Linked DNA regions of Homo sapiens: region 1 is linked to region 2. The links are chromatin loops, found by intact Hi-C in ENCODE. Cell type or tissue: heart left ventricle. All regions are shown on one strand. Links, peaks and the distances in the headings refer to the core of each region. The heading gives the core; the rest is flanking DNA. Region 1 holds the start of HRAT17 (heart tissue-associated transcript 17). Region 2 has its middle 50 kb from the start of LINC03076.

Evidence for each region. Peaks named below come from ENCODE experiments on the same cell type or tissue, not always from the same donor. Only the 100,000 strongest peaks of a DNase experiment are listed, where the experiment ranks them.
Region 1: it touches region 2 in a loop (4-fold over the local background); 2 of 110 quality-filtered maps call a loop at or near these places.

Annotation. Positions count from the first base shown.
Region 1 is chr7:112,990,805-113,006,553 of GRCh38, forward strand. It overlaps HRAT17 (heart tissue-associated transcript 17), which reads right to left and starts at 4,839. Exons shown (of 6, transcript NR_110162.1): 1 at 4,764-4,839. In heart left ventricle, for the core only: no CTCF peak of the experiment used is centred there; no DNase peak of the experiment used is centred there; H3K4me3 peaks cover 2,264 bases; H3K27ac peaks cover 3,008 bases.
Region 2 is chr7:112,560,387-112,576,135 of GRCh38, forward strand. No RefSeq gene overlaps it. Among named protein-coding and RNA genes, the nearest start is that of LINC03076, 50 kb to the right of the region's middle. In heart left ventricle, for the core only: no CTCF peak of the experiment used is centred there; no DNase peak of the experiment used is centred there; H3K4me3 peaks cover 450 bases; H3K27ac peaks cover 848 bases.

The DNA.
Region 1 (15,749 bases), core at 2,565-10,564, 430 kb after region 2:
CCAGCTACTGGAAGTGAGTAATCCAGCCAGTACTTAACCACTGGAAAGAAAAGGAAGTTGTCCTAGCTAGGGGGTGGAGGATACATGTCACACTTTAATAAACAGGCAGAGGCAAACCGTAGCTTTAAGAAAGGACTGAATTTGTAATGTGAGTGGTGGAATGTCAGGGAATAAGGGAATTGGGGGAAACTTTCTGTTTATTTTTATGTTGAAGAGAAAAGCTAGGACTTTAATTTAGTCTATAAATTATAACAGGGTGCTAATTTTATTTCCTAATTAACAGCATCTAGGTTAGACTTTGCATATAATTGTGCTAATTCTTAGGATGCACAAAAAATAAATGAAAGGCTTTTTGAGGGGTTAATTTTTCTAACAAAATTATAGAATAGCACAACAGGGCATCCTTCACTTCTTGCTTGACTTTTGTGGCATGCTTATAAAGAAGGTTATCTTTGCAAAATATTCAAGGTCTTCTTCAAACCCTCTTTTGAAGGATTTACTTTGTCATCAAATCTTTATTTTTCAATGGTTTGAAATGGTTTGAGTTGTTTTCCAATTTCACTTTTATAGACTTCATCAAAGTCTGCATCTTTTGCAAGATTTTCAGTTTCACTGATAATTATAACATGCCATAATTTTTGTAAGAAAATGGCAAAGATATGAAAATGATGCATAGGATAAGAGCTAATGCGAAGCAGGAAGGAATTTTTGAGTATAAACTATATCACATGTGGTCAGTTCCTTAACACAGATTTTTATATCATAATACATCTGCCTGCCTATGAAACCTTATAAGTTTAAGGACTTGAATAATAACAAGAAAGACCTGTCTTGATAACAAGAAAGACCTGTCTAATTTTACTGTCAATTGAGACTGGGAAAGAGTCTTACAGCTTTGCGCTTTCTAATGTGTTATTGACAATAGAAACACCCATGATAGTTTGATATTTGCCCCAACCTAGTAGCCCCTTCTCCTAGAATTGGGATTTAGAATCTTGATTATCATTTTCTCAAACCAAATGTTTCTAAAAGTAAAAGAAGGCCTACACTTATAGAGTAGTGCTCTAAGTTACCATTATTTGGTGCATATCACAGAGCTTGGTATGTCTTTATGGAGTGAGGAAACCCCAAGTAGATGAATCCTTAAAATGGCAAATATGTACAGTGATTGCCCTAGTGTGGTGGACAACAGATTTCTTCCTCTGGTGTAGTGAGACTGGAAAACTTGTGAGGCAGGCTTCACTTGGGCTCATAAAGATTTATCTTTATTTGTTGCTCAATCTCAGGGAAATCAGAAGGAACCTGCATGCAGGTGTACTTCAGTGGCTGATATGGAGGCCAGATGTTGGGTGTCTGAGCAAAAGTCCTGATTTTAGTTGACCTCCTTCTGGATTCATTAGCGGATCAAACCATATCTGAACAGATGTACTCATTAGTCCTGCAGTAGGTCCACTGGGAAGCTTCTTTCTAATTTTGGCTTTGAGTCCATTGGATGAATGGATTTTTCTAGAGTCTATCCTCTCCTATGGACATTTGAACAATAGTTTTAGCTTATCATCAAAATCTTTATAGTGAGCTCCCCTAATGCATACAGTAGGAAGTCCTAGCTACAGCAATTAGGCAAGAAAAATAAATAAAAGGCATCCAAATTGGAAAGGAAGAAGTTCAATTTTTCCTGTTTGCAGGTGACATTACCTTATATGTGGAAAACTCTAAAGTCTCCACCAAAAAACTGTCAGAACTAATAAATATTCTAACAGAATATTTTCATATTGTAAAGGTGCAGGATGAAAAACAACATACAAAAATCAGTAGCATGTACTAACAATGAACTGTGTACTAACAATGAACTGTCCAAAAAAGGAAACCAATAAAACAATTCCAATTACAATAGCTACAAAAATAAATAAATACATAGGAATACATTTAACTAAGGACATGAAAGATCTGTACTCTAAGAACTATAAAACATTAATAAAAGAAATAAAAAAAGACACAAATAAATGGAAAGATACCATGTTTCATTAATTTATTGGAAAATTAATATTGTTAAAATGTCCATACTACCCCCAAAAATCTACAGATTCAATGCAACCTCTATCAAAATTCCAATAACATTGTCCACTGAAACAGAAAAAACAATCCTAAAGTTCACATGGAACTACAAAGACCCCAAATAGCCAAAGCAATCTTGAGCAAAATGAACAAAACTGGGGGTATCACAATGCCTGATTTCAAAATATACTACAAACAGCATGGTGCTGGCATAAAAACAGACATATAGGCCAATAAAACAAAGAGAGTCCAGAAATAAATCCACCCATGTATAGTCAATGGATTTTTGACAATGGTGCCAAGAACACACAATGGGAAAAAACAGTCTTTCAGTAAATGGTTTTGTAAAACAGGATACCTATATGCAGAAAAATAAAATTGGATGTTTATCTGACACCATATACAAAAGTCAACTCATAATGGATTAAAGACTTAAACATAAAGCCTGAAACTGTAAAAACTACTAGAAGAAAACTTAGGGAGAAAACTGCACAACATTGGTCTGAGCAATGATTTTTTTGATATGACTCCAAAAGCACAGGCAACAAAAGCAAATATAGACAAATGGTATCGCATCAACCTGAAAGGCTTCTGTGCAGGAAAGGAAACAATCAACAGAGTGAAGAGACAACCTATGGAATGGGAGAAAAATTTGCCAGCCATACACCTGATAAAGGATGAATGCCCAAAATATACAAGGAACTCAAATAACTCAATAGCAAGAACATAAAACACCTGATTAAAAACTTGGCAAAGGACCTGAATAGACATTTCTTAAAAGAATATATGGGCCAGGTGCGGTGGTTCACGCCTGTAATCCCAGCACTTTGGGAGGCCAAGGCGGGCAGATCACAAGGTCAGGAGATCGAGACCATCCTGGTTAACACACTGAAACCCTGTCTCTACTGAAAAAAAAAAAAAAACATTAGCCAGGTGTGGTGGTGGGCGCCTGTAGTCCCAGCTACTCAGGAGGCTGAGGCAGGAGAATGGCGTGAACCTGGAAGGCAGAGCTTGCAGTGAGTGGAGATTGCACCACTGCACTCCAGCCTGGGTGACAGAGCGAGACTCCATCTCAAAAAACAAAACAAAACAAAACACAAAACAAAACAAAACAAAACAAGAATATATGCAAATGGCCAACAAGTAAATGAAAAAATGTTCAACATCACTATCAATAAGGAAATGCAAATAAAATCCACAAAGAAATATTACCTTATGTACCTGTCAGAATGGCTATGATAAAAAATATGAAAGATAAATGTGGAGAAAAGGGAGCTCTTGTACGCTGTTGGTAGGAATGTAAATTAGTACAGCCAATATGGAAAACAGTATGGTGGTTCCTCAAAAAGTTAAAAATAGAACTACCATATGATCCAGCAATTTCACTTCTGAGTATATATCCAAAGAAAATCAAGTCAGTATGCTGAAGCAATATCTGCACTCCTATGTTCATTGCAGCATTATTCACAATAGCCAAAATATGGAATCAACCTAAATGTCCATCAGCAGATAAAGTGTTATATATATATTCTTTCTAATTTTGGCTTTATATAGATACACAATAGAATACTGTGATAAAGAATACATTGAATAGAATGTGTAGAATAATGCTACAATGTATTCATAGACTATACAATGTATTCATAGAATACGTTGTAGCATTATTCACAATAGCCAAAATATGGAATCAACCTAAATGTCCATTGGCAAATAAAGTGTTATATATATTCTTTCTAATTTTGTCCCTTTATATACATAGATACACATTAGAATACTATTCAGCCTTTAAAAAGAAGAAAATCCTGCCATTTTTGACAACGTAGATGAGCCTGGAGGACATTATGTTAAGTAAATAAGTCAGGCATAGAATTACAAATACTGTGTGATCTCACTTTTGTGTGAAGTAAAAAATGTTGAGCACACAGAAGCAGAGTAGAATGATAGTTGCCAATGTCTGTGGGGAGTGGTGGTGTGGGAATGGGGAGATATTGGCCAAAGTTAGACAGGATGAGTAAGTGCTGGAGATCTATTGTTAAGCATGATGACTATAGTCAATAATAATGTATAATTGAAAATTGCTGAGGGAATAGATAAGTTCTCACCAAAAAATGATAAGTATGCGAGGTGACGCATATGTTAATTAGCTTTATTTAGCCATTCCACAAGGTATACATAGTTCAGAACATCATGTTGTATACCATAAATATATACAATTTTATTTATCAGTTAAAAAAAGGAAAACAGAAAAAAATAAAAAATGTACTGGGAAAAAAATTTATAGCACTCCTAAACATACAGTAGGATGCCCAAAGTGCATCTTGAGCACAGTTTTTCAGTCTCAGCAGCATAATTGACATTTTGGACCAGATAAATCTTGTTGTGAGAGGCTGTTCTGTGCAATATAGGATGCTTGGCAGCAACCCTGGTCTCTACCCACTAGACGACTGTAGCATGTTTCGTTTTGATAATCAAAAATACCTGCACACATTGCTAAATGCCCCTTGAGGGGTAAAATTGCTTCTGGTTGAGACCCAGTCTAGACAAAGGTTGGGAAATTTGTTGGCTGTATCTTCAAAATATGTTCAGAATTCAACCACTCCCACCACTTCCATTTTCTCTCTTTGTCAAGCCACCATCATCTCTTGCCTGGATTATTGCAGTAGTTTCCTAATCAGACTCCTGGTATCTACTCCATTTTCTACTCTTACCTTTTCAGTGTTTTCTCCACACAGCATCCAGAGTGATTCTTTCAGAACATGCCAGTTTATGTCACTTATCTCCTCACAACTCTCCAAAGACTCTCTCTTTCTCTGAGGGTAAAATTAGTAGGTGAATTCAGGACAATGGCATGCCAGGAACTATGTGACGCATCACAACCACCAGCTGAACCAGGGATTTGTGAAGGAGCCAGAGGCATGTGGGCAGCCAATGGCCCCTGAGAAGGCTCAAAACTTTCTGGATGTTCTTTCTGAAGTCGTCTTCAGAGCCAGTTTAGTCAGGCAGGACTACTACTCTGATTCCCTATAATCAGATACTTTTTCTTCCAAATAGTCCTCTAGTTGGATCATTAATCAATTCACCAGACTACTGATGACAATTATCTCTATCCAAAAATTAAAGTCTACACTTAAAAAATTAGGATTTGCTGCCACTGGGTTCATTTGAAACAAAGCAGCAGGTTCTAAATGCAAACCTTTAAGAGGAATCCCTGAAAGTGTTTTTAATTGATGGCAAGATCAATGGACTAAAGTAGAAATTCTTAAGGCAGTTATGTTGAAGAAGATAATGTTCACTTAGATTTTTATGTTTTGGGTATTAATTAATATGAGCTTTATTATAATATTTGAAATTACTTCCTAGAGTAATTTAGTAACTTGATATTTTATAATAATAACATTTTGAAACATTTCAAGAATATGCCCTAGATATATGGAAAATAAGTCACAAATTCAACAATAAGATAGATAAGAGATGGAGAACCACAATTACAGAAGAACCAGGAGGTATTCTCCCCCAAGATCAACATGAAATAAGATCTCATGAAAACAGCAAAATAAAGGACAGTTAAAGGTGGCAGAGTTACCGAAAACCTCACTTTGATACACAAAAAGTGTCAGCAATCTGTTAGAGCACAGAAATAGTGATTGCCCCTTTCACTACAACATGGAAAGATTCCACTTGGCTTTGCTAGTTGCTTTCTGTCTCTCCATATGGGAAAAATATAACTAACTGGATAATTTTCAACCAGCAAAAAAAGGTGGAGCATAAATTCTAAAAATAAGTATGATATAAAAATGCTGAAATGCTAAAAATGTTCGATAAGTTATAAATGGGAAAACAGATAAGAAAAGACATAGTAAAAGATTTTTACAGCTATGTGAAATAGGGCAAAATTAAGCAAAAACAAACTTGAAAGTGGAATACCAGAGAACATTTTTATGGTAATGACAAATGGTAATGTTCTATTGTATAACAAGAGCCCCCATTTCATAAGAGAATTTGAATGTAAACTGGGAATACTCAGCGATGTTCTCAAAACTAGAATTCTTTTCTAGTGAGAGAGATAATTCTGTTTTTTTTCCTTCCTGACATATTACAAACTAATTTTTCAGAGTTTTGTGAAATATTGTTAATTTTTTTCTTTTACTACTTGTTTTCTGGCCATCATGCTTCTCTAGGGAGAGAATTATGATAATCTGAGAGCATGCTGTTTTATACACCCTTAGCTTTAATCCCCTTTTAGATACTTTTTACTTTTTCTCCAGGCTTTTGACTTGGGATGACTTTTTTTTTTTTTTTTTTTTTGCTGCAGAATATAGTGCCATCTTTCATAGACAGTTGCAAAAGTAAACCTCCTCTAATAACATTCTAAAAATGTGATTATTAAATAAAAAGATGCAATTTAATAAAAGCCATGGTTCATAAAGCCATTAGTTAAATAGATTCATTAATAAGAACACATTTTCCCACATGAGACACTCCGTAAGTGGTGGTTATGGTCTCCAGCTAGCCTGCCAACTTTATTTAATTTACAATGCATTTGAAACTGAATGTTCTATAAATCAGATACATTATGGGTTAATAGGGCCTTTGGGGAGACAGTGAGAGGAATAGTCAGGGAATCTGACACCCATTATAAATTATGTTTAAGGCAATTGATTTTCAAGTCAAGTCTTCGAATGCCAAGACCTCAACTATAACAAGTTCCAAGAAATTGAGAGATTGGGACAGAAAAAAAAAGGAAGAATAGGAGGTGAAATTTTCTTCCTTGAGGGCACAAGTAACTGGACACTCTCCCCAAACTCTCCTACCCAGCATGAAGGGGACTCTTCTCCCTTAGCACCAGAAAACTCACCAGGAGAGGATTCTCTCTTTCCTCTAAACTCTCCCTCAGAAATCACTGCTTAGTATTGTTAAGCAGCAATTATCTATGGGTTTCTGCACATCTTGCAAAGCAGGCACTGAGTACCCTTTGTTCTCCACCATCTTTTCAAGGATGTTTGCTAAGAGAAAATATCTGGAAGATAGAGATGTTGTCTCTTTCAAGAGAAAGGATAGGGTTGCTTATGGCTTTGGGACATAGAGATAGTATCTCCCTCTGGAGCAATAGGCAGATACTCTTACTGCCTGTTACAAAAGATTTGGATCCCCTAAGCTCAGGGTTCCACTCTTGCAACACAACCCTATGGGAATTGGGGCTCTGGTGCAATTGCAAATGTTACTGTGGCTACTGTTATTGCTCTGAGTAATGAATGGTCCTTTGTTTCTGATTCAGGAGGCTCTTCTATCAGTATCCACGGAAGTGTGTCAGGCGAACTTTTTAACCTGCAAGTGAGCTTACTGCTTTTTAATAAAAGCAGCACATTTTAATTATGATTCTGATGTATGTGTAGATCAGAATCTATAAAAATTACTAAATACATTACTTATTTCTTTATAGATAAAACTGCTCATTAATATACTAAATAATTTAGCATAAGTAATGATGTTCTTTGAAAAGGAAGTAATAATTGGTAAAAGAGGTTGGAGATTAGCTGTGGATGTCAATTTTGTGGTATTTAAAATTGCTTTTCACAGCATGGTAATGGTACAAAAACAGACACATAGACCAATGGGACAGAATAGAGAGCCCAGAAGTAAGGCCACATATCTACAACCATCTAATCTTTGACAAAGCTGACATAAACAAGCAATGGGTAAAAGACTCCCTGTTCAGTAAAAGGTGCGGGGAGAACTGGCCAGCCAGATGCAGTAGATTGAAACTGGAACCCTTACTTATACCATACATAAAAATCAACTCAGGGTGGATTAAAGACTTAAATGTAAAAAAACTCTGGAAGATAGCTTAGGCAATTCCATTTTGGACATAGGAACAGGCATAGATTTCATGACAAAGACACAACAGGCAATCACAACAAAAGCACAAATTTACAAATAGGATCTAATTGAGCTGAAGAGCTTCTGTACAGCAAAAGAAACTATCAACAGAGTAAACAGACAGCGTACAGAATGAGAGAAAATTTTTGTGATCTATCCATCTGACAAAGGTCTAATATCCAGCATCTATAAGGAACTTAAACAAATTTACAAGAAAAAGCCAACAACCCTATTAAAATGTGGGCAAAGGACATGAACGGACGCTTTTCTAAAGAAGACATACATGCGGCCAACAAGCATATGAAAAAAAGCTCAGTATCACTGATCATTAGAGAAATGCAAATGAAAACCGTAATGAGATATCATTTCACACCAGTCAGAATGGCTATTGGTTTTTTTTTCCTGTTGTTTTTTTTTTTTTTTTTTTTTTTGAGACGGAGTCTCACTCTTTCACCCAGGCTGGAGTGCAGTGGCGCGATCTTGACTCACTGCAAGCTCTGCCTCCCGGATTCACACCATTCTCCTGCCTCAGCCTCCCGAGTAGCTGGGACTACAGGCACCCGCCACCACGCCCAGCTAATTTTTTGTATTTTTAGTAGAGGTGGGGTTTCACCGTGTTAGCCAGGATGGTCTTGATCTCCTGATCTCATGATCCACCCGCCTCAGCCTCCCAAAGTGCTGGGATTACAGGCATGAGCCACTGCGCTCAGCCCAGAATGGCTATTGTTAAAAAGTCAAAAAATAACAGATGCTGGAGAGGTTGTGGTGGAAAGGGAAAACTTATACACTATTGGTGGGAGTGTAAATTAGTTCAGCCATTGTGGAAAGCAGTGTGATGATTCCTCAAAGAGCTAAAAATAGTACTACCATTTGACCCAGCAATCCTATTACTGGGTGTATACTCAAGGAATAGAAATCAGTCTACCATAAAGACACGTGCATGCAAATGTTCATTGCAGCACCATTCACAATACTATTCACAATAGTAAAGACATGGAATCAACCTAAATGCCCATCAAAGGTGGACTGGATAAAGAAAATGTGGTACATATACACCATGGAATACTATGTGGCCATAAATAAGGAAATTATGTCTTTTGCAGGAACATGGATGGAGCTGGAGCCCATTATCCTCGGCAAACTAATGCAGGATCAGTAAACCAAATACCACATCTTCTCACTTATAAGTGGGAGCTAAATGATGAAAACACATGGACACATAGAGAACAACAGACACTGGGACCTACCTGAGGGTGCAAGGTGGTAGGGAGGAAAGGATCAGAAAAAATAACTATTGGGTACTAGGCTTAGCTCCTGGATGATGAAATAATCTGTATAGCAACCCCCCATGACATGAGTTTACCTATATTACAAACCTGCACATGTACCTCTGAACCTAAAATAAAAGTTGTTTTTTTAAAAAGAAACACAAGTAATCCCCTTTTTATCCAGGGTTTCATTTTCTGTGATTTCAACCACAGTCCAAAAATATTAAATGGAAAATTCCAGAAATAAGCAATTCATAACTTTAAAAAAATAAAAAATAAAAATGATTTTCATTATAATACTCAAAGTCTCATATGCACAATGCTACCATTTTAAGTGCTGTTTGTTGTTTTAATTTCCTAGTCTAAGTATTTGTAAGAAAAAAACAGTTTCTATGATTCCAAATTTGCTCAATGGCCCAAAGGATAAGCACAACTTGCCTCTCCTACCAACAGATATTTTGAATTTACTCTGTTGCTGGGGAGCATATTGGTCTGCATTTTCTGATGTTTGTGGCAGAGGATGGCTCAGTCCTGGTTAAGTGTGGTCAAAAGTAGAACTTAACACAACTTTAAGATTAAACACACAAAGACGACCCACGTTTTGTGGCTTTAAAACTCTTACGTGTAGCCTTACATGTAGATTCGGATTTTTTTTATGGTGGTGTGTTCTCAGTATATATTCATGTATTCACTCTTCTTACTTAATAGTTCGTATAGAGATTAAGAAATCTCTCTTAATTGTTAAAACAGATTTCTCTCAGGCTCTCCAGCTTCTGGTACAGACAAACTGTACAGGAAATGCAGCTGCTTCTCTTGTTTCTTAATGACTAATTATTGTATCCTAGTGCCTTGCACATACTGCTTAGAGTTGAATTCAAGTAGATTGTTGTTTTTTAAGAGTATCCTAGCAGTAAGATTAGGATTTTTCCATGGGTTATTTTACTCAATAAAACAGCACGGTAGCATGTGCCCTTTCTTTCTGTAAATATAGATGAAGAAATATCTTCTCAAACAAGCTATGCTTTACCCAACTGATAGCATTGAAAAATTAAAAGATTATAGTGAATAATATATGCGTATTAGGATCCTTAAAAGACTGGATAATTGGAGTTGTCAGTACAATAATCACCTCAGTTTTGAGTGTCATCTTTCAGGTAAATTAGACTCAGATTTGACACAGAGAAGTAATAGAAAAATAATTTGAAAAACCATTTAAAATGTTTGCTTTGCTCAAGCTTTCGAGTTCAAGTTTAGTTCTATAAATTAAATACCCACATCCATAGTTACTTAATTAGAGGATAAACCAATTCTCAAAACATTTAGTAATAATAGCAATAAATAGGTGTAATATATCTGCCAAGCAAGTGTCAAGTCTTATATTTTGCATTATCTCATTTAATAGTCACAGTTATTGTTACCACTATTTTACAGGTGAGGAAACTGAGACTTAGGGAAATTAAGTAACTTATTCGAATTTGCATAGTTAATAAGTGGTAGAATTTTAATTCGGTACTGTTAATCCTTACAGTTCAAAAATGATAGTATTTTTCAATAAAATGGAAATTTGTTTTTAATGAAAATGGAAATTTCCCTTGCTTGGCACTTGATGTTGTCTCAGAAACCCAATCTGAAGAAGAGATTTGCATTTCTTCTATTTCATCCAATTCACCCTCAACCTGGGAATATTCATAAAAAAGAGAACAAATTGTGTAGATATTGGGAACAGCTTGTTTGAAACCCATTAACTTTTACTTTTTAACTATCAAGATTTTAACCACTGTGGGTATTAGGTGAAATCTATCACTTAAGAAAATTGCAAATGCCTCCCTTGGGAGGAAATTAACTCAAATCTATGAAGCTAAGACTACAAACTCTGTGACTGGATGGTACACACTTTAGCAGCACTAGTCAATTAAACCTCATAATCCTATTGAAATAGAGCACTAGCTTTCCCAAGAGGCCACATCAGCTGACATCTATAACCTTCAACTTCAGATGCCCCTTGGAGTTTTTATTCTGGGTAGTCTGTCACTGGTTCCTGTTAGCTGTCTGAGGGGCTGGGAGTGGCAGCAGATTTCTAGATTTTCCAGGTTTGTGCAACCTAATGGGAGATAAAGCATCTGTTCTTGATCCTGCTCCTCACTTTCTTCCCAGCAGTTCTAAAGGTGGATAACCTTTCCATGCTGTGATCAATGTATTCAACTAATCAGACCTAAGGGTGGCCTTGCACATAGTCAATGAAAGTCATTGCTTATATGGTGTGATTTACAAGGCCCTCAGCTAAAGGATTCTGCTATACCTTGCCCCACACTCTTGCTCCCCATTCAATTTCCAGTAGTTCACATCCTGTAAACTTGGCATGTCTAGAAAATATCAAATTACTCTGTGGAAAAGGATTGAAAAAAATTGGGGGGCACAATCATCCTTTCTTGATGAAACTCAAACTTCGACACACTCTTTGTTTCTCTAGTGTTTATGATTTTTGTTACGTTGAGTTGGGTTCTAGAGGGGGATCTCTGACTTCCTTCTAGCCTGTGCTCCTGTCCTGTTCAAGGGAGCTCTCTACGAAGGGTCTTCAGTTCCTAATTCTCAGTCTTACTGCCAACCTACCTGACCAAGTTTCCCTCTTCTGATGCTGTGCAAGCTCCATCTGAACTACCATATTTGACCAAGCCATTGTTTTGCAACTGCAAACTTATTCACAACCAAGCTGCCCCAGCTTCCTAGAGGTAATCTTCAAAGTTCTCCAGGACTCTCCATATCAAGCCTGGCATTACCCTAGTCCTACCAGAAGCCAGCTCTGCGTGTGCATATACCCACCATTCTGTTATGGGGATTATATCTGTGAAGAACTGCCAAGGAAAATAGTAAAGTCATTACCTCAACTCACTCAAATGAGATAAAAACTGCACGTAAAACTCCAGATCACTCTAATTGCTGTAGTTTCCAACCTCTGTTTTTATCAGAGGAACTGTTTTATTAAAACAAAATTTTACCCAGAACCTCAGTGTTGATTCATGTATTCAATAGCTATTGAGCACTTATTTGTGCAAAGCACTGAATATATGCCTTAGTAAATAGAATTCACATCTGCCAACTAAATAGGTCCAGTTCAAGTCCAGGAGTCATCCCTGATTCCCTTTTTCCCCTTATTGCATATATCCAATCCATTGAAAAGTCTCATCAATTTCACCTTTAATCTGTATTTCGACTTTTCCCCACTTCTCTCTGGCTACAACCACCCTGATTCCAGTCATCATCATCTCTTATATCTATCAGGGCAAACCTCCGGCTGCCTCCACTCTTGCTCTCCTATAAACTATTCTACACATAAAAGGCAAAGTAATCTAATGCCTTAGCATGATCTACAAGGCTCTGTATGATCTGGCCCCTTTCTGTCATTGCCATTCAATGTCATCCCTGTCATTCACAAACCCCTGGACACAATGAATTTCTTTGTGACACCTTATGTTAAAACTTTTCCTAGTTTTGGTCCTTTGCACTTTCTATTTCCTCTTTTTGGAGTGTTCAGCCACCAGATCCTCTCACGATGGACTCCACCATATAATTCCTATCTCAATCCAATGAGAGAGGCCTTCCCTGACCAGCCAATTTTAATGAGCCCTTAAACCATTAGTCACTGTTTATCATATGTCCATGTTCTACATTCCTCAAAGTCTTGATTACCATTTGAAATAACATGTTATTATTTTTGTGTGTTATCTATGTCCCTCTCACTCTTCTAGACTGTAAATTCTCTCTTCACAACTGTGTCCATTATAATGGTACTTGGTACATAGTTAGACTTAATGGCTATTTGTTAAATAGACAGTGGGGAATAAAACAAAGTCTCTTCCTTCACAAAATTTTCCATTAAACAAAAAATTAAATAATAAATACAATCACATATACAAATTGTCATACATGTTATAAAAGAAAATAATAGATTGCTCTGTGGTCATGGGAGATGGCTCCAAGCAAGTGCACAAAAGAAGTGAACTTGACAGAATGAGCCATGAGGATATCTGAAGGAAGAGTGCTCCGATAGAGGGAAAAGGCAATCCCACAGCTTAAGGGGTTAGTAGTATGTCTGGCCTGTTTGAGGTGGGAGTGGAGTGAGCCAGATGGGAGAATAATAGGAGATGAGATCAGAAAGGGATACAGTAGCAGGACTGCTTCGCTGAGCAACAGTCCTAATAATTTAGGCATTAAAGCCCATATACCTCTGAAGGATGCAGTACACTTGGAGGGTATTTAGGCTCCATGGAACTTTGTGTGTGGGTGTGTGTGTGTTCCAGTTGGTTCCCTGGAGGTTGATATCGGACTGGGTGTTATCCGATTGTTCTTGTGTATCCAATCACACTATACATAAAAATCCCAGAAAAGGATTCAAAATTGCAAAGAGCAATCAGATATTAATCATACTGAACTTCCCAGAATTGACTATGTTTTACTCTAAACAATCACTTAATCATACTATTAGCATTTTGGCCTAAGGTCAAAATAAAGAGTTCAGTTTGATTCTGATGCTTAAGTCCAAATAATCTGATTGCTTTTGGCAACTTGTAGGTAGAATGTGCATATAGCAGAAATATAATTTAATTTTACTTTTCAGAAACACTTTTAACTTCCTTGGGGAATTATCCCACTTCAGAAGGCCAACAAACTTCTAATGGAAAGGTAAGAAAATAAACTTTTTTTTCGATATGTGAAATTCTCACATCACTCAAAACAGTGGACTGTACACAGAAGAGAAGTAAATTTAACAATTTATTGTTGTGTACAAACGTAGGAAAAAACCTCGGTATTTATCTTCAAGGACTTCATAGTTGAATTGACAGATAAGGCAAACACCCACACAAAAAGGAAATGTGTAGGAGCCATGTGTTAATGCAGAAATGACTCTTCCCATGATGCTCTGCCTGTCTTCCTTCTACTGTGATTCTCTAATCTCTGAGACTTAGCTCTCTTAGCCTCGATCCTTGGTGTGGAAACAATCATATTTATGCTGTAGGGGAATTTAAGGAGTACTTGGCTGGTAGTAGAGGGGTTCAAGGTCAGCCCATCTGTGTGGTTGGTCTAGTTTTGGCCCCTTATTCTGATAACTGTTATCTGCCTTTTGCTTTGGTACCAAGCTCTCCTTGTGTCCTGCTTATCTTTGGGCTGTCAGCCTTATATCTCATTTTCAGGTTTTCTAAAATTTAAAGCCCTCCCCAAAATTAGAGCTGGACATTTGCTGCCTGTGATAATCTGTTTGAGGCCACCTGCCTGTCTTCCCATCTGTTATCTGCCATCAGATTAGGCTGTGATAACAGCCCCATTCATAGACTGAGAGACGGTATTATTGTGATAGTAAAATATAGTTAACAGACATTTCTGAAGACAGGACTTGGGAAGGAGGAATATTTACCTATTAAATTTTTTTTACCATGTACACATGGTATTTTTAAAATAATTAAACCTTAAAAATGAAAACAGTGACAACTTAAAAAACTAAAAAAATATTTTTTCTAGTACAAAGGTATATCTGAATCCTACTTCAAACCACCTCACCCTCAAGATCTTCAAAGGAGCAATCAAAGATTGGTCAACAGAAGTAAAGCAGGCTGACCTTGATAAGCGGAGGCTTTAACGTTAATCCCCAATATAGAAATCCAGTGAGCTACACCCTGGGAGGCTGGACTCTAAGACTATCTACAACTCTGGTGTGGTTGTGTGCCAGCAGGGAACAGCAGAGTGACTATTCACATTAGTAAAGACAAGGAATCAACCTAAATGACCATCAATGGCAGAATTGATAAAGAAAATATGGTATATGGACACCACAGGATACTACGCAGCCATAAAAAGAATGAGATCATGTCCTTTGCAGAAGCATGGATGGAGTTGGAGGCCATTATCCTAAACAAACACAAGAACAGAAAATCAAACACCACATGTTCTCATTTATAAGCGGGAACTAAACATTGAGTACATATGGACACAAAGAAGGGAACAGCAGACACCAGGGCCTACTTGAGGGTGAAGGGTGGGAGGAGGGTGAGGATCAAAAAACCACCTGCAGGGTACTATGCATGTTACCTGGGTGTTGAAACAATCTGTACACAAAACCTCCGCGACACAATTTACCTATATGACAAACCTGCACAGGTCCCTCTGAATTTAAAATTTTATTTTAAGTTCTGGGATACATGTGCAGGATATGTGGGTTTGTTATATAGGTAAACATGTGCCATGTGGTTTGCTGTACCTATCAGCCCATCATTCAGGTTGTAAGCCCAGCAAGTATTAGCTATTTTTCCTGATGCTCTCCCTTCCCCCACTCTCCACCCCTGACAGGCCCCTGTGTGTGTTGTTCCCCTCCCTGTGTCCATGTGTTCTCGTTGTTCAACTCCCACTTATAAGTGAGAATATGCAGTGTTTGGTTTTCTGTTCCTGCATTAGTTTGCTAAGGATGGTGGCCTCCAGCTCCATCCATGTCCCTGTGAAGGATATGATCTCGTTCCTTTTTATGGCTGCATAGTATTTCATGGTGTATATGTACCACCT
Region 2 (15,749 bases), core at 3,575-11,574:
GTAATCCCAGCACTTTGAGAGGTTGAGGTGGGCAGATCGCCTGAGGTCAGGAGTTCAAGACCAGCCTGGCCAACATGGTGAAACCCCATCTCTACTAAAAATACAAAAAAATTAGCCGAGCATGGTGGCGCGTACCTGTAATCCCAGGTGCTCGGGGAATTGCTGGAACCTGGGAGGCAGAGGTTGCAGTGACCCAAGATCGGGCCACTGCACTCCAGCCTGGGTGACAGAACGAGACTCTGTCTCAAAAAAAAAAAAAGAGGTAAATGAAGACAGGAGTTGTGTGTATGTCAGCAATAGATAGATGGTGGTCTAGTTGGAAAAGTGTAGCAGTGGAGCAAGTGGTTAATAGAATAAATAAGCTCAAAGAAATAGAAGGTGGTGATCAGAAATGGGATGTTTGAAACTGAGATTATGGAAGTGATAATGACAGGACCCACAGTGTTGTTATGGGAATGGCTGGCTGAGACTGTAAAAGAAACAGTCTTGAAATTCAGGTGGTTAGGAAATTGAAACACTGGGGTGTGTGATGGATCAACCACGTGGGTGTTGTCCTCACTAAAAATGATGACAGAGTGGGGGTGATAAGGAAGACTCTGGTCTAGAATCCAGGATCTAATCCTGTCAAAGAAAGAAGGGGAGTAACCGAAAGATAAAATGGTAGCATTGAGGGGGTAGAGCGGCTGGTATAGCTGGCCAGTATGAGTTTCAGAACTTTAGCAGGAAGCTCTATAGGAAGGAAGAAAAAAGATTTGAAGTTGCAATGGGAAACATGAAGGATAATTCACCTTCTAACCCTTGTGTATGTGAGATGCTGGGTAGGGTGTGTGGGCGGGGTGGGGAGGTTGCAGTGACTGGCCTCTATTTGAGAAGGTTGCAGAGGAAGCAATGTTCTTAGGAGATATTTAAGGCAAGGGGAGAAAGGAGTGTTCAGAGAAGCTATTAAAGATACAGAGTAATTTATTGATTAGGAATATTAGAAAACACAAGACGAACATTTGGAAGGGAAGGTGGGGTGGAGTGCTGAGACCAGATTTAGGCACATACCAGAGTGGGGAAAACTGATGACTATGGAGGAGCTACATACTTAAAAGAAAGATAGAATCAAATATATGAAGTATCCACCCAGAATGGCCAAGAGGGTCTCAGGACACTTTTCTTAGTGATAAGGCATCTCAGGAGCTTTCCTTTTCTGAACATTAAAATTGTGGAGGCTTTCAGTTGAGAGGAGGAGTAAAGCAAGCCTCTGAGGTCCAAACCTATATTCAAGTTATAATTATGAACTTACAGTTCAGGTAGACCTTTTTAATAACTGTACTGTAGAAACAGCTGAGCTCAGAAACAGAGAAGGCATTGGCAACTGGGGACTATCTAATGATGCATGATAACTGCTTGATAAGTGAAAAATCACTGTTTTTTTCCCCCTTCACCAGAAGTTCTTTACCTGGTCTAGGTTTTCTGGAGAGAAAATTAATAACTTTCATTAAATTCTCAAAGTAATCCTTGAGCCCCAAAAGATTACCAGTCACTGATCTACATGATCCATTGAACATTGGGTGAATTTCTCTTTTTCTGAATTAATTGAAATTTATACTGGATTTCCCAAGCTTTTTATCACCACTTGAACAAAAACTTTAATCTTTAGTTACATAATTGAGTTATCTGTAAACTCTTGTTATAGTATAATGAAAAATACTATACAGAGGAACCTTAGTAATTTTCCACAATTACTAAGAGAGAATTTGCAATGTATTGCACTTCATAAATCAGTGAACAAATAAACAGAGACATGGTAAACAGGCAAGGGTATGCTGTTCCTGCGAATACTCTTGATTGCATAATAAAAAAGTCGTTATGAACTATATGGGATGTGCATTACTGGTTTGAATAGTACTCTACAGAACAAACAAACACCTCATTAACAGACTTCATTGGAATTGGTGATAATTCTGACCTGCAGAATGGGTTTATCTTTGCATTAAAAAATGTGTTTGATATAGATATCAATCATGTAAATAAGGGAAGCAGATAGTTTATTCTAATGAAGTCCCTAGTCCAACAAACTATTTTCAAGCATTTGGACAACCACACTTAGAGTATTTGAATAATGCCAATGAATATGTTAATGAATTATTTATTAAAGAACTAAGAATGTTTTTCTTTTTTTTCGTATTTATTCACTCGTGAACAACTTCAAAGAACTGCAACTCTGCTTCACTCTCCAGAGTCAGCGATGTGACTGCAGGCCTGCATACTCTGAGCCTCAGACATACCCTCCCGCCAGTCAACATCAATTTCTTACATTTAATCCAATACTAGGTTTTTCTTTCCTCTCCAATCCATAGATATCAAAATAGACAGGAATTCTAGTCTCAGAGACTATTTGAACACAGATACTTAGGCTTGTGAGTTATTGAAACTAGTAATTTTCTTTGGTTTGTGATAATTTCAGGTGACTTGAAATAATCAAATGATGGTTGAAAAAACTGAAGTTTTAAGATAAGGATTCATTTTTCTATTCTTAGAACAATGGAAAATAAATAAACTTATATAATATCATAAGTAAAAATAAAATCTGAAATACAAGTATGAAACTACCTCTGTAACATGAGCTAGATTGTAAATCCCGTGACAGTAGGGGTCATATTTGTCTATATCCTGAACACCTAGCACAGGGCCTGGCTTATTGTGGGCACTCGGCAAATATTTTCTATAGTGGATGACTAAAATAGAATAAATAATTGACCTATTTTTGATGAATAGAAAATATTAGTAGTTTGGGGAAACATGGTTATAAGTCTTTTTTTTGTAACTCAAAGTACGTAGTTAAGGACATATTTAAATTAACTTAGTGTATAGAATTAGAGGGCTTTCTGACTGGTGTGTATATTCTTTTTTAAGAAACTTTTGTGGGTACATAGTAATTGCATATATTTATGGGGGACACGAGATGTTTTGATACAGGCATGCAATGTGAAGCACATCATGGAGAATGGGGTATCCATTGCCTCAAGTATTTATCCTTTGAATTACAAACAATCCAGTTTTAAAATATGAAAGTTATTAAAGTATACAATTAAGTTATTATTGACTGTAGTCACTGTGTTGTGCTATCAAATAGTAGGTCTTATTCATTCTTTCTAGCTATTTTTTTGGTACCCAGAAACCATCCCCACCTTCCTTACCCCCACCCTCCCACTAACCTTCCTGGCCTCTGGTAACCATCCTTCTACTCTCTATGTCCATAAGTTCAATTGTTTTGATTTTTAGATCCCACAAATAAATGTGACATGCAATATTTGTCTTTCTGTTGGTGTGCATTTTCTGATCCAATTGTAGATGATCAGCAACTAGCATAACAATCCTTTAGTCACTTACATATGGTTGCAGAAATACCAAATAGTGAAGTAAATCATGGTGCACCAACTGGATTTTATATCCAAAAATCTTATGAAAAATAGAAATAATCTATTACAAGTTTATTTCAAGGAAGAATAAGGGAGAAATGCGTTTAGGCTTTAGTTGTTAGGAATAAAAACCTTAAATACATTTTTCTTCTTATTTGCATTAATTGCATCTGCAACTTGGAGCCATAGGCAATTGCTTAAAGACAACATTTTCTTATATAATATTGGCAGAATTTACAATTTGTTGTATTTCTCAGTGTTGGTAGAGTCCATATTCCCGTGACTTCTTTTCCTTGTTTGTGTGGATTTCATTAACAGAAATGTTTTTGGAAAATTTCCACAGTAAGCATTTAATACTAAATGAAAAAAATTAAAAAGTGATAAAGAAAAATGATCTTGTGGTTCATTTTTATACTTGAATGTTCTGGTTCATTCATTTAGCAAATATTTATTGAGCATGTACTCTGTGCTGGGTACTGTCCCAGAACTGTGGATACAGACAGACACAGTGAAGACCAAGCTCCTGCTTTTGCAGCATTCACATCCTAGAGTAGAAGAGTCAGCCCTGATGGAGAGTGCTTACTTGGTGCCAGGCATACTTCTAGTACATCACACACATATATTATTAAAATTCAACTTTTACTTTAGATACATGTGCAGGTTTGTTACATGGGTATATTGCCTCCAGGCAGTGACTGTAGTACCCAATAGATAGTTTTTCAACACACACCTCCCTCCACACCTCCCCAACTCTAGGAGTCTACAGTGTCTGTTGTTCCCATGTTTATGTCCATGTGTACTCATTGTTTAGCTCTCATTTATAAGTGAGAACATGAGGTATTTGGTTTTCTCTTTTTGCATTAATTTGCTCACAATTATGGCCTTCAGCTCCATCCATGTTGCTGTGAAGGACATGATTTCATTCTTTTTTATGGCTGTGTATTATTTCATGGTGTATATGTACCAAATTTTCTTTACCCAATCCACTATTGATGGGTACCTAGGTTGAGTCCATGTTTTTACTATTGTAAATAGCATGGCAATGAAAATATGAGCACATGTGTCTTTTTTGGCATATTGAACTATTTTGGGTGGAATGGTGGCTCTGTATTAAATTCTTTGAGAAATCTTCAAACTGATTTCCACAGTGGCTGAACTAATTTGCATTTCCACCAACAGTGTATAAGCATTCCCTTTTCTCTGCAGCTTCACCAGCATCTGTTGTTTTTTTTTTTTTACGTTTTAATAATAGCCATTCTGACTGGTGATATGACCCATATTAATTCATTTCATTTTCACACTCTGTAAGTGCTATTTTTACCCATCCCAATCTTACAGATAAGGAATCTGAAGCTCAGAGAGGCTAAGGTACTTGCCCAAAGTCACACAATAAACAAGAGTTGATGGGTTCAAACCTAGGTAAATACAGTTCCAGAGTTGTCTCTATGATGTGTTTATGACCATGAGAGAAAGTGAAATAGGAACAAGGTTTGATGATGGAACTCCAAATGGGCAACTATTTTATTGATGAGCAAAACTTTTAGAGTAATTTAGTGTCCATTGTCAATCAAAGCTCTTTTCACATGTATTGCTTAAATAATTGAGTGACTCTCACTAGATTTCAAGTAAAAGTTTTGATGCCAGTAGATAAGGTTCTCAGGCTAAATTTTCTCTTTATACTCCACTATGACAATTCTCACTGTCATGATTACATTTTTTAAAATGAGCATGATAATATAGTTTGCCTATATATTTTTCTTTCACAGTTTAATTCTAAGGATTCAAATTTACTCTTTGCTCCCAATAAAGAGTACATTGAAGGATATAATGCCATCTTAGACATTCCTGAGAAGATGCTTACTTGGTGCCAGGCATACTTCTAGTACATCATACACATATATTTTTAAAATTCAAGTTTTACTCTAGATACATGTGCAGGTATGTTACATGGGTATTTTGCATCCAGGCAGTGAGCATAGTAACCAATGGGTAGTTTTTCAACCCACACCTCTCTCCATACCTCCCCCCTCCACTAGTCCACAGTATCTGTGGTTCCCGTGTTTATGTCCATGTGTGCTCAATGTCATTCCTGAGAAGTAATGTCTAAGGGACATTATATAATGTAAGAAGAATTATAGTACATTATACATTACAATTTTTCTTATATTATGTAATTATGTATTTTATATATAATGTAAATATATAATGTAAGAAGAATTATATAATGGGAGAAAAAGTTTTCAGATATATTTTCAAAGGAGTTATATTAAATCCATTTACCATAATACAAAGTTTAAAATCTGATTATGTGCTTATTTTTCACACTCTGACCTGAATCTGAAATTGTGTATTCATATAATCTATAAAGATATGTAGTTTCAAAACTATAAATAACGTACTAGCATTACGACTACAGAAATGAAGAAGGGTGGTGTTGAACTATTTGGTTGATGTCTAGGTAGCCGGTTTGAGCAGATTAAGAGAGAAGAGAAGATTGAGACTATTTCGAAAAAGCAGATTGAAGCCTCCAAAGACTTCAGTAGAGGTGTGTGAAAGACAGTAAAACAAGGTGCTGAAGAATATATGTTACATTAGCAAGACGTTGAGCTAATGTCACTAGGATGAGAGGAGTAATCATCGTCTTAGATAGGCTTTTCCAGGTCTGAAATTTCAGAGCAGTCCCTGAGGAACAAAAGGTTGCTGAAGCAAGAAGCCCGATGCCCCATTTACAACCTCACTCATCAACAGAACTGAAGCCCTGGCTAGCCTCTTTCCCTCTTCTGTAATATAAGCGGTTGGGGACTGAGCAGCTGGCAAACTGGACAGGAGAGCTTGAAATGACTTGCTTGAGCCCAGACCAAGCTGTCGTTTTCTGTTAGTGTTTGGAATATTATTTGATGTCCTTAGGATTTTACATTATTTAGCCTTCAATAGATTTTCAAATGGATGACCTTTAAAGTGCCAGTCGTCTGCCTTGCTATTCCATGATTGGGCATATTTATGAGTAAAAACGAAACTTTAAATCTCCTACTTTCACTGCCAGTAAAAGCAGCAGAAATGACAGCAATAAAAAGTCTTGGCTTCCATTACTGAATCAACGACCAATCCTTTCATATCCAAGGAAGCTCATGTGACAATAAGCAGTGTTCTGTAGCACCATTATCACTAAAGGCCAGCCAGCAATTTCATTATAAAACCTTCTGAGGCAGCTTGTAATTTGGCTGTTTTAATTAAACCTCACCAGGCCAGATTGCCAGGGGGAAATTACTGGGAATTTTCCACTGAACTGTCACTCTAAAACAATGTTCTATTATGGATTTGATGTCAGAAATCATAACAATATTTAATGCCAGATAATTGGCATAACAATGATCTTGAGTGACAGCTTGAGTGCTTGGGAAGTTAAATTAAAAGTGATATGCTTATTTATGGCTTGAGCTGTCACGTCAACACAGGCACCTTTCACTTTCTCAGCCCTGCTACATCTTGGGGACAGCCGGCTGCAATTGGCAGTTAACTGTGTATATTAGCAGGAGGCTGGGTTTGATTCCATTTCTTCTCTTTTTCATTCTAAATGAGAATAACGAGAATAAAAGTAATGGTAAATTTACCAACACACACTAGAGCCATAAAAAACTAAATGTCTGAAAGAATGTTTTCTTGGTTTATCTTTAATAAAAAATTTACTGATTTTTTTCAGGGAGTTCAGGATATAGCAGCTAATAATGGCAATGGCTACCATTTATTGAGTGTTTACTCTGTGCAGGGTACTACACTAAAGTTCCATCATTCCCTCATTTAAAACTTAGAGCCACTCTATAGAGGAAGATGATAGCACCATTTCAGAGATGGGGAAACTTGCCAAAGTCCCCCAGCCAGCCAGTGGTGGATTTGTGATTTATCTCAGGTCGGCTTGACTCTGCAGCCCGTGTTATAGACTATAACATAATGCTTTCTGCTACAAAGTACTCCCTTCTATACCAAAAAACAAATTATTTTTCCAAGAGTCTACATTGGGATGAAGTTTTAAGAATATTGCCTTTTACCAAAAGGAAAAGTATTTATTCTACAGCCACATTAAAAAATTTTAGATATAAATATAAAACATTCAATTCACCTGATTTTAGCTTAAGAACAGTCATAAAACTTAATGTAATTTTATAAAAGTTAGGCCGGGCGCAGTGGCTCACGCCTGTAATCCCAGCACTTTGGGAGGTCGAGGTGGGTGGATCACAAGGTCAGGAGTTCGAGACCAGCTTGGCCAATATGGTGAAACCCCATCTCTACTAAAAATACAAAAAAATAAGCTGGGCGTGGTGGCACATGCCTGTAATCCCAGCTACTCGGGAGGCTGAGGCAGGAGAATTGCTTGAATCTGGGAGGCAGAGGTTGCAGTGAGCTGAGATTGCGCCACTGCACTCCAGCCTGGGTAACAGAGCGAGACTCTGTCTCAAAAAAAAAAAAAAAAATTATAAAAGTTAATATTTATTATTTATATTTCACATCTATATTATGGCTGGGTAGGAGGGAGAGAAGTGAAGTGAGGGAGAGAGGAAATAGAAGAAATGAAAAGAAAAGACTGTAATGTTGAGGGGAAAGAAAGATCGATGAGAAAGAGGAACGGGGATTGACAGGAATGAAGAAGGATTTCTATAAATAATGGGGAGAGGCCCTAGGAAGGCTCTTCCACCATCTTCGACCATTGCCTCTGGTGACCTTAGCCTATGTTTCCCTCTAAATCAAGGTCTTTCTTTTAATATGATCAATTTCTCCTCTCTACTGGCTTCCTTCTCTTTGCCTTCAAACATACACAGTTCCTCCCTCACATGAAAAAAACCTTCCCTTGATCTTAAGCCCTTTCTATCATTGGTTGAATTAGTACTGACTGGATAGACAAGGTCTGAGAGCCCATTTGCCAGGCATTAGCTGTTAGGTCCCAGGGATGTAAAGGAGCACAAAACAGGGATTTTTCCTTTTCACAAGCAAACTTTCTGAATGATTGGAAATTAATCATGAGCAGGTAGATGTCTAAGGTCATATTTAAAAATAATTGAATCAATTAAGGGCAGAAATCGGCTGGGCATGATGGCTCACACTTGTAATCCCAGCACTTTGGGAGGCTGTGGTGGGAGGATCTCTTCAGCCCAGGAGTTTGAAACCAGCCTGGGCAAAAAAAAAAAAAAAAAAAAAAAAAAAAAAAAATATATATATATATATATATATATATATATATATTTATATATAATATATATATTAGATGGGTATTGTGGCATGGGTCTGTAGTCCCAGTTACTCTGGAGGCTGAGGCGGGAGGATTACTTGAACCCAGGAGGTTAAGGCTTCAATGAGCTGTGATTGTGCCACTGCACTCCACAGAGACCATGTCTCAAAAAAAAAAAAAAAAAAAGAAAGAAAAAAAAGAGTAGAAATCTGCCAAATCAGTTGTTTAAAATGCCATATAGATCAGGGGTCCCCAACCCATGGCTCCAGACTGGTACTGGTCCGTGGCCTGTTAGGAACCGGGCCACACAGCAGGAGTTGAGCAATGGGTGAGCAAGCATTACTGCCTGAACTCCACCTTCTGTCAGATCAGTGGCGGCATTAGATTCTTGATTCTCACAGAAGCGTGAGCCCTATTGTGAAGTGCGCATGTGAAGGATCTAGGTTGCGCGCTCCTTATGAGAATCTAACTCATATCTGATGATCTGAAATGGAACAGTTTCATCCCCAAACCTTCGCCCACCCCCTCCCCCAATACAAACTGGGGCCATAAAAAATGAAATACCTGAAAGAATATTTCAAGGATTTTTGTCTTCCATGAAACTGGTCCCTAATGCTAAAAAGGTTGGGGACTGCTGATATAGATCAAACATGATGACTGTTTTCCTTCTTTCAACCACTTATTTTTCCATTCTGTAGGCTATGATTACCATCTTCATTTTATTTCTGTCCACTCATTAGGATAGTTTGGGACACGCCTTCCTCCACTGCTAAGCCTACACCCTTGAATGTTACCAATTACTTCCTTATTGACAAATGTTTCTTTTACCCTCACACTTTCCCTTCTTTCTATTGTACTATACATATTGAATGATCTCCTACATCTCCTTTTCCCACCTTCAAATTATTTCTTTCTAGAACTATAGTTCAAAGTATCATTCTAGTTCAGAAAAGCTTTATTTCAAACTGAATGAATTTGGTCAGGAAAGCTTTATGTTGAATTGGAAAAGCTTCCTAAATTTGAGGCAAGCTACTCTATAGGAAATTGAGGTTCTTTTGATGCTGTTATATCTGCAGGTCATATATTTCATTATTTTACATCTGAAATATATCTTCCAATGATGATAGTTTCTCTCCTAAAAGGAGATAGGATCTTTATTGTGTGTGATTTATTTGGGGGTAATTTTTTTGTTTGATACACATATATCAGAAGGAGACCTGGATTTTCTCATTTAATCACTGAATATTTCACTTTTTGATATTCACTGATTCAAGCCCTTTGGCTCTCTGGGTATGAGGGAAGAAACCCACTGTGTCAGAAGTAATATAAATTGCATTCTAACTTTTTCAGTTCCACCTTCTCTTACCTTAAAGGGAAGACCACCAAACTCTCTGAATTTTTTTTTTTTTTTTTGAGATGGAGTTCTCGCTCTGTTGCCCAGGCTGGAGTGCAGTGGCGTGATCTCGGCTCACTGCAAGCTCTACCTCCTGGGTTCACCCCATTCTCCTGCCTCAGTCTCCTGAGTAGCTGGGACTACAGGTGTCCGCCACAACACGCAGCTAATTTTTTTGTATTTTTAGTAGAGACGGGGTTTCACCGTCTTAGCCAGAATGGTCTTGATCTCCTGACCTCATGATCTGCCTGCCTCAGCCTCCCAAAGTGCTGGGATTACAGGTGTGAGCCACCGCGCCCGGCCCAAACTCCCTGAATTTTAACACAGAAATCTTTCTTCTGGGCCCTCAACAACATCCTTACCATATAAAGGCACAAACTGCTCAGATATTTTGTATTTGTATTTTCACATATTTCTCAACTCTATTTTGTGTACACTCATCATGGAGTTACTTATTTTGGGAATTGAGTATCCTATGAAATTCATTATCAAGTTTATTATAGAAATATTTTATCTTTGCTGGTTTTTTTTAGAATTACAAAAGTTAAAAAATTTTTTTCCATATGTTTTGCTTACACAATAAGGATATTTGTGTTATGTCTACATAAAAAAGAAACGAGTTGTTAAAAAGAGGGAAAATAGTCATTATGGTGGTTGATTTATCTATATGCCACTAAACAATTGGTTTGGCAGACTTCTCTTAATTGATTCAATTATCATTATAAAATATGGTCTTAATATCTACTTGATAATTAATTTCCGACTCAAAACCCCACCTTCCCTGCCTTTAGAAATCTGCTAATAGAAATGAAGTTTCAAAAATAAGTATCAGTGAAATTGAAGAATCTGGAGTCCAGATGAAGGAAATAGAGCCAGTTCATGTAATGAAGTTCTAATTCATTCAGCTTTAAGACTATACAAAATTTGGGTTCCTCAATTCTTTTTTTTTTTTTTTTTTTTTTTTGAGACACAGTTTCACTCTCGTTGCCCAGGTTGGGGTGCAGTGGTGTGATCTCAGCTCACTGCAACCTCCACCTCCCGTGTTCAAGTGATTCTCCTGCCTCAGCCTCCCAAGTAGCTGGGATTACAGGCATGCACCAACATACCTGGCTAATTTTGTATTTTTAGTAGAGATGGGGTTTCACCATGTTGGCCATGCTGGTCTTGAACTCCTGACCTCAGATGATCCATCTGCCTTGGCCTCCCAAGTGCTGGCATTACAGGCATAAGCCACCATGCCCACCCTTGAATTCTTAAGAATATGATTTAGACTTGGATCTGGTAGTAAATACCCATATTTACATTTATCATCTATAATTATTATTCCATTAGAGCAGGCGAGATCTGCATTTTAATCATGATGGATAAAGAATGAGAAGTGAGATAACATCTGAATACATTTAGTGAACTGTAGTTTCTATCTAACTTTTAGTAACAATTGTTATTGTCTTAACTACCTCTGAAAGTCAGGCTAACTCTCCAATGCTAATGTAAGAAGCATGCAGTCTGTGGCAGGCTGTATCAGTTAGGATCCAGACAGGAAATAAATGGCCCACTTAAACCGAGTAACAGAAAGAGTTCAATGAAAGGACCATTTACAAAGATGTAGGCAGGGTAGGCAAGGTCAAAAGGAACTTGTAAGGAATGATAAAGCTAGCAACGGAAGGGAGTCATTACCTCCTAGATCTGAGGCCGCAAGAGAAGGAAGTAGAACTGATATATACATATATGAGAGATGGAAGACACACACACACACAGGCAGAGAGAGAGAGAGGCTATAGCAGAATTGATCTGATGGGGGTTGTGGCCTTTGGTAGAAGAAAAGAGCCAAACAATAGCCAGAGAAAAAGATACCCTAGTCTCGCCTCCTCTTCTTCACTTGGATCTACTAGTGCCTCCCATTGGCTGAACTCAGCTGTAAGCCAGAGGGCAGCACTGCTCATGATGCAATTAATCAACAAACCAGTCCCTAGGCACAGAGCAGAGAAGAGCAGGGTGGAGAATAAATTTGTTCTGGAAGAGCAAGTGAAATACATCCAGTGTCCAGGCTAAGACTGATATCTATATCATCCCTCAATTCACCAGGGGTTAATTAACTTTTATTGGTCCAGATATTGACATCACTCCTTCCCTTGAATGCCACCTGTTACTTCCTTATTGACAAATCAAATACTTCTGTCACTTTCAAACTTTCCTTTCTTTTTATTGTATATCTTGGATGATCTCTTCCATTTCTTTTTCCCACACCAAATTATTAATTTCTAGAACTATAGCTCAGACCTTCAGTCCAGAAAAGCTCCACCTTGAACTGGATGAGCTTGGCTTGTTAAATTTGGAGTAAGCCACCTAACAGGAAGTTGAGGTTCTATCTGATGCTGCCCCACAAAAGAATATGTAAAACTTACAAGAGATTGTTGCCCTGGGTGAACATTGAACCATGACTTCTAAAGTCTATAAATATTGTGAGTTGGAAGCCTGACAATATTGGCAACATGCCAAGGTACATAGTAGCTATCTTTATGGATCACTAGCTGCTGTACCAGTCTCACCTGAAAGTGATCAGATAAATGCGTTCTTTCATGTTATATGGGAAAAGAGAGAAAACAAAGAGTCATATATTTTTCTGAATTTACACAGGAACTGCTGTATCAAGCTGTTAGAAAATCTTGATGTCCTTAAAACACACCTTGTCACAGTATCCAGCCTTATTATTTTTGTCTTGATATGGTCAGAGCCCTTTGAATAACAGCCCTGAGAAAGTTTACCAACACACTTTACCACAGTGAGATTACCTTTAAGGGGACATAATTTGGCCCCTGCTTTCCTCTCTGATTTCATCTTTTACTATTCTCCCCAACACCTTTGTGCACATTTGCACACACAGACATACACACCCACAGACAGATACACTCCTCTCCACCATACTAAGCTTCTTTCTTAACTCTAGGTTCTGCACGAGCTGTTTCCACTGCCAGAAACACTTCCTCCTCCTAGTATTTTTCTCAACCTGCCACTTATTATATTGTATCACATTTGCTTATTAATGACTCTAGGTTTTGAATGCCATGAGAGCGGGGGCTATTTTTACTTCTTTGTCATTGAATCCTCAGGACTTTGTCTGGTGCCTGGCACATAATAGCTTCTCGTTAACTGTTGAATTCATTAGTGAATGAAGGAAATAGCAACAGGAAAAGTTTTATTCACCAGTGTTTATCCTAAGGTTAGCTCTGCTTAGGATGATCTCATTTGTGACTGGATGAGAAAACTGGCAAGTGTCTGAATAATTCACAAATGCAAGTTCAGCTCCTGAATAAGCAGTACAATAAGCAATGTGTTGTACTGAGAGAGCACCTAACTGGCTAGGCAATTGTGAGGAAACTGGTTGCTACTAGAGCTTCTCATATCAGATGCCCATCAGAATCCCTTCAAGTTACTAGTCCTAACTACTGAAACCAGACCTTCTGAATCCCAGGCCTTCTGCGTCAGCACCCTCCGTGGGGGATGGGTTCTGAGTCTGTGTTTTGTTATCTGCCCCCTCCATCCCCTAGGTGGTGGTTTTTGTGCATACGGGACTTGTGATCTTGCCATGGGAGTGAGTCATCAACAACCTTAAGTTTGTAAATTATATTTGCAAGTATTCAGTTTTATTTTTTAATTTTTTATGACTTGTAGGCTTTTCCCTAGGGAGATGTTTAATTTTCTTTCACTGTTTTGTGTTGCAGGGTCTTATTCACTTGATTAATTTTTAATTGGAGAATCACGCTATTTCCAGACTATGAGTAGAGAGAGCTTTGTACTGCTTTCCCAGTGGAATTCTCATTAATATACTTTCTCTGTGGTCCCCATGGACTACCAATTTCCTCATCCTCCAATCATATTTGTTCTGTTGAGAGGGAGGCAGAAATCTGGATAAAGGTAAGCCCAGCCAAGCAATGTTGAGATGTGCTAGGCGGCAGTGGTAAAACCAAATTTGCATGCCCGTAGGTATGAATTCACTCTCAGGTTTCCATGGAATCATCCAGTGTAGTTCTGTCCCTTTGTTTTTACAATCACTTGCTTTTATTGCAAAATCGTGTGCTATAAAAATAAGCATTTAACTTCATCAGAGACCTACGTTAAAACTTCCTAATATGCATTTCAATCTAGAAAATGATTGTTAGTCATTTTAGTTAGACGGTTCTGCTGATTCTTCTATTTTGGCTTGTTATTAAAGCTGAGTGAGTCATTTTCCTATACAGATCATCATAACCCAATAAATGATCATCGGGATGGTCAACAGAGCTCTTCTGATTGTCACCTGGTGGCCTCACTGTTTCTCTTTGTGAGTCAGATTTTGAATCTTTGTACAAAACTGCATGAAAATATTAGAGACAAAAGAAACATGGCACATTGGAATAGTGTATAAGTTATCTATTGCTGTGCAACAATTTACCACAAAGTTAGTGGCTTGAACAACATTAATTTATTAAGTAACAGTTCTGTAGGTCAGAAATTTGGCATGGCTTGACCGAGTTCACTGTTTAGGGTCTCAAAAGGTGGAAATAAAGGTGTTGGACTTGCGGGGCTCATTCAGGTTGTTGATAGACTTTAATTACTTGCCGTTGTGGGACTGAGGCCACCGTTTCCTTGCTGGCTGTTGGCAGGGAGTCTCTCTTAGCTTTTAGAGGTTGCTCTTTGTTCCTTGCATGTGACCCTTCTGTCTTCAAAGTCAACAATTGTGCATCAAATTATTTTCAGGCTTCAAGTCTCTCTGATTTCATCCTCTCTACCAGCCAGAGAAAATGTTGCTTTTAAAGGGCTCATGTGATTCTCTGTAGCTTAGGGTCAACCAATTTGGAACTTCATATCTTCAAAATCTCTTTATAGCAGAACCTGGATAGTATTTGATTGAATAACCAGAGGACAGGAATCTTGGACGTCTATCTTAGAATTCTGCCTAAAACGAAGACATTATTTAAAACGAGAAGATAATTATTATAATTTGTGAATATATATCCTTATAGTATATTATTCCATTTTAATCATCTGATCATATGGCTTCTATCTTTGGGAAAAATATGCATTGTGGCAACATAGAATATCATTTGTGTATTATACATAGGCCAGAAATGAGAGACAACTATGTATGACCTTTTACTGAATTTAAAGATACACTTTCTCTTGAGTTTGGAACAAAATAGCTAGTTTCTGCAGATAGGGCCTTTTCAGGTCATCTACATACTTATTCCAATACTGAAATTTAGTAGAATTTTCCTAGTAGTTACCTGCTATGCCTGAGGGACCATATTTTCCTAAATCTGTTGCCCAGTGTCAAGAATTCATTTACAGACTGTGACTGCAGTTACAAAACCCCCTTCTTGGTTGGTTTATGTTATGTTTAAAAGCACAAATCTTTAGTAAAAAGAAGTCCTTTTCTGACCAATTCTGCAGGCCAACTACAATGTATTTTATTGAAGTACTTAAAGTTCTTATTACACACACACACACAAACAGTTTTTCTTCAATAGCATTGAGTGGCAAGTGAATAGGATCCATTTAGGATAATATACTTAACTGGGTTAAAGATCAGCACATTTAGTTGAAATAGGGATTTGCATATTGACATTGGGTGGGACCAAGGCTAAATACTTATAGCAATGTGTACAAAGAAGAGGGGAGGTACAGGAAGGAAATGAGACAGGAAAGTGCCCAGAGATTATGGCTAAACTTAGTTAAGGGCTGGAATGAG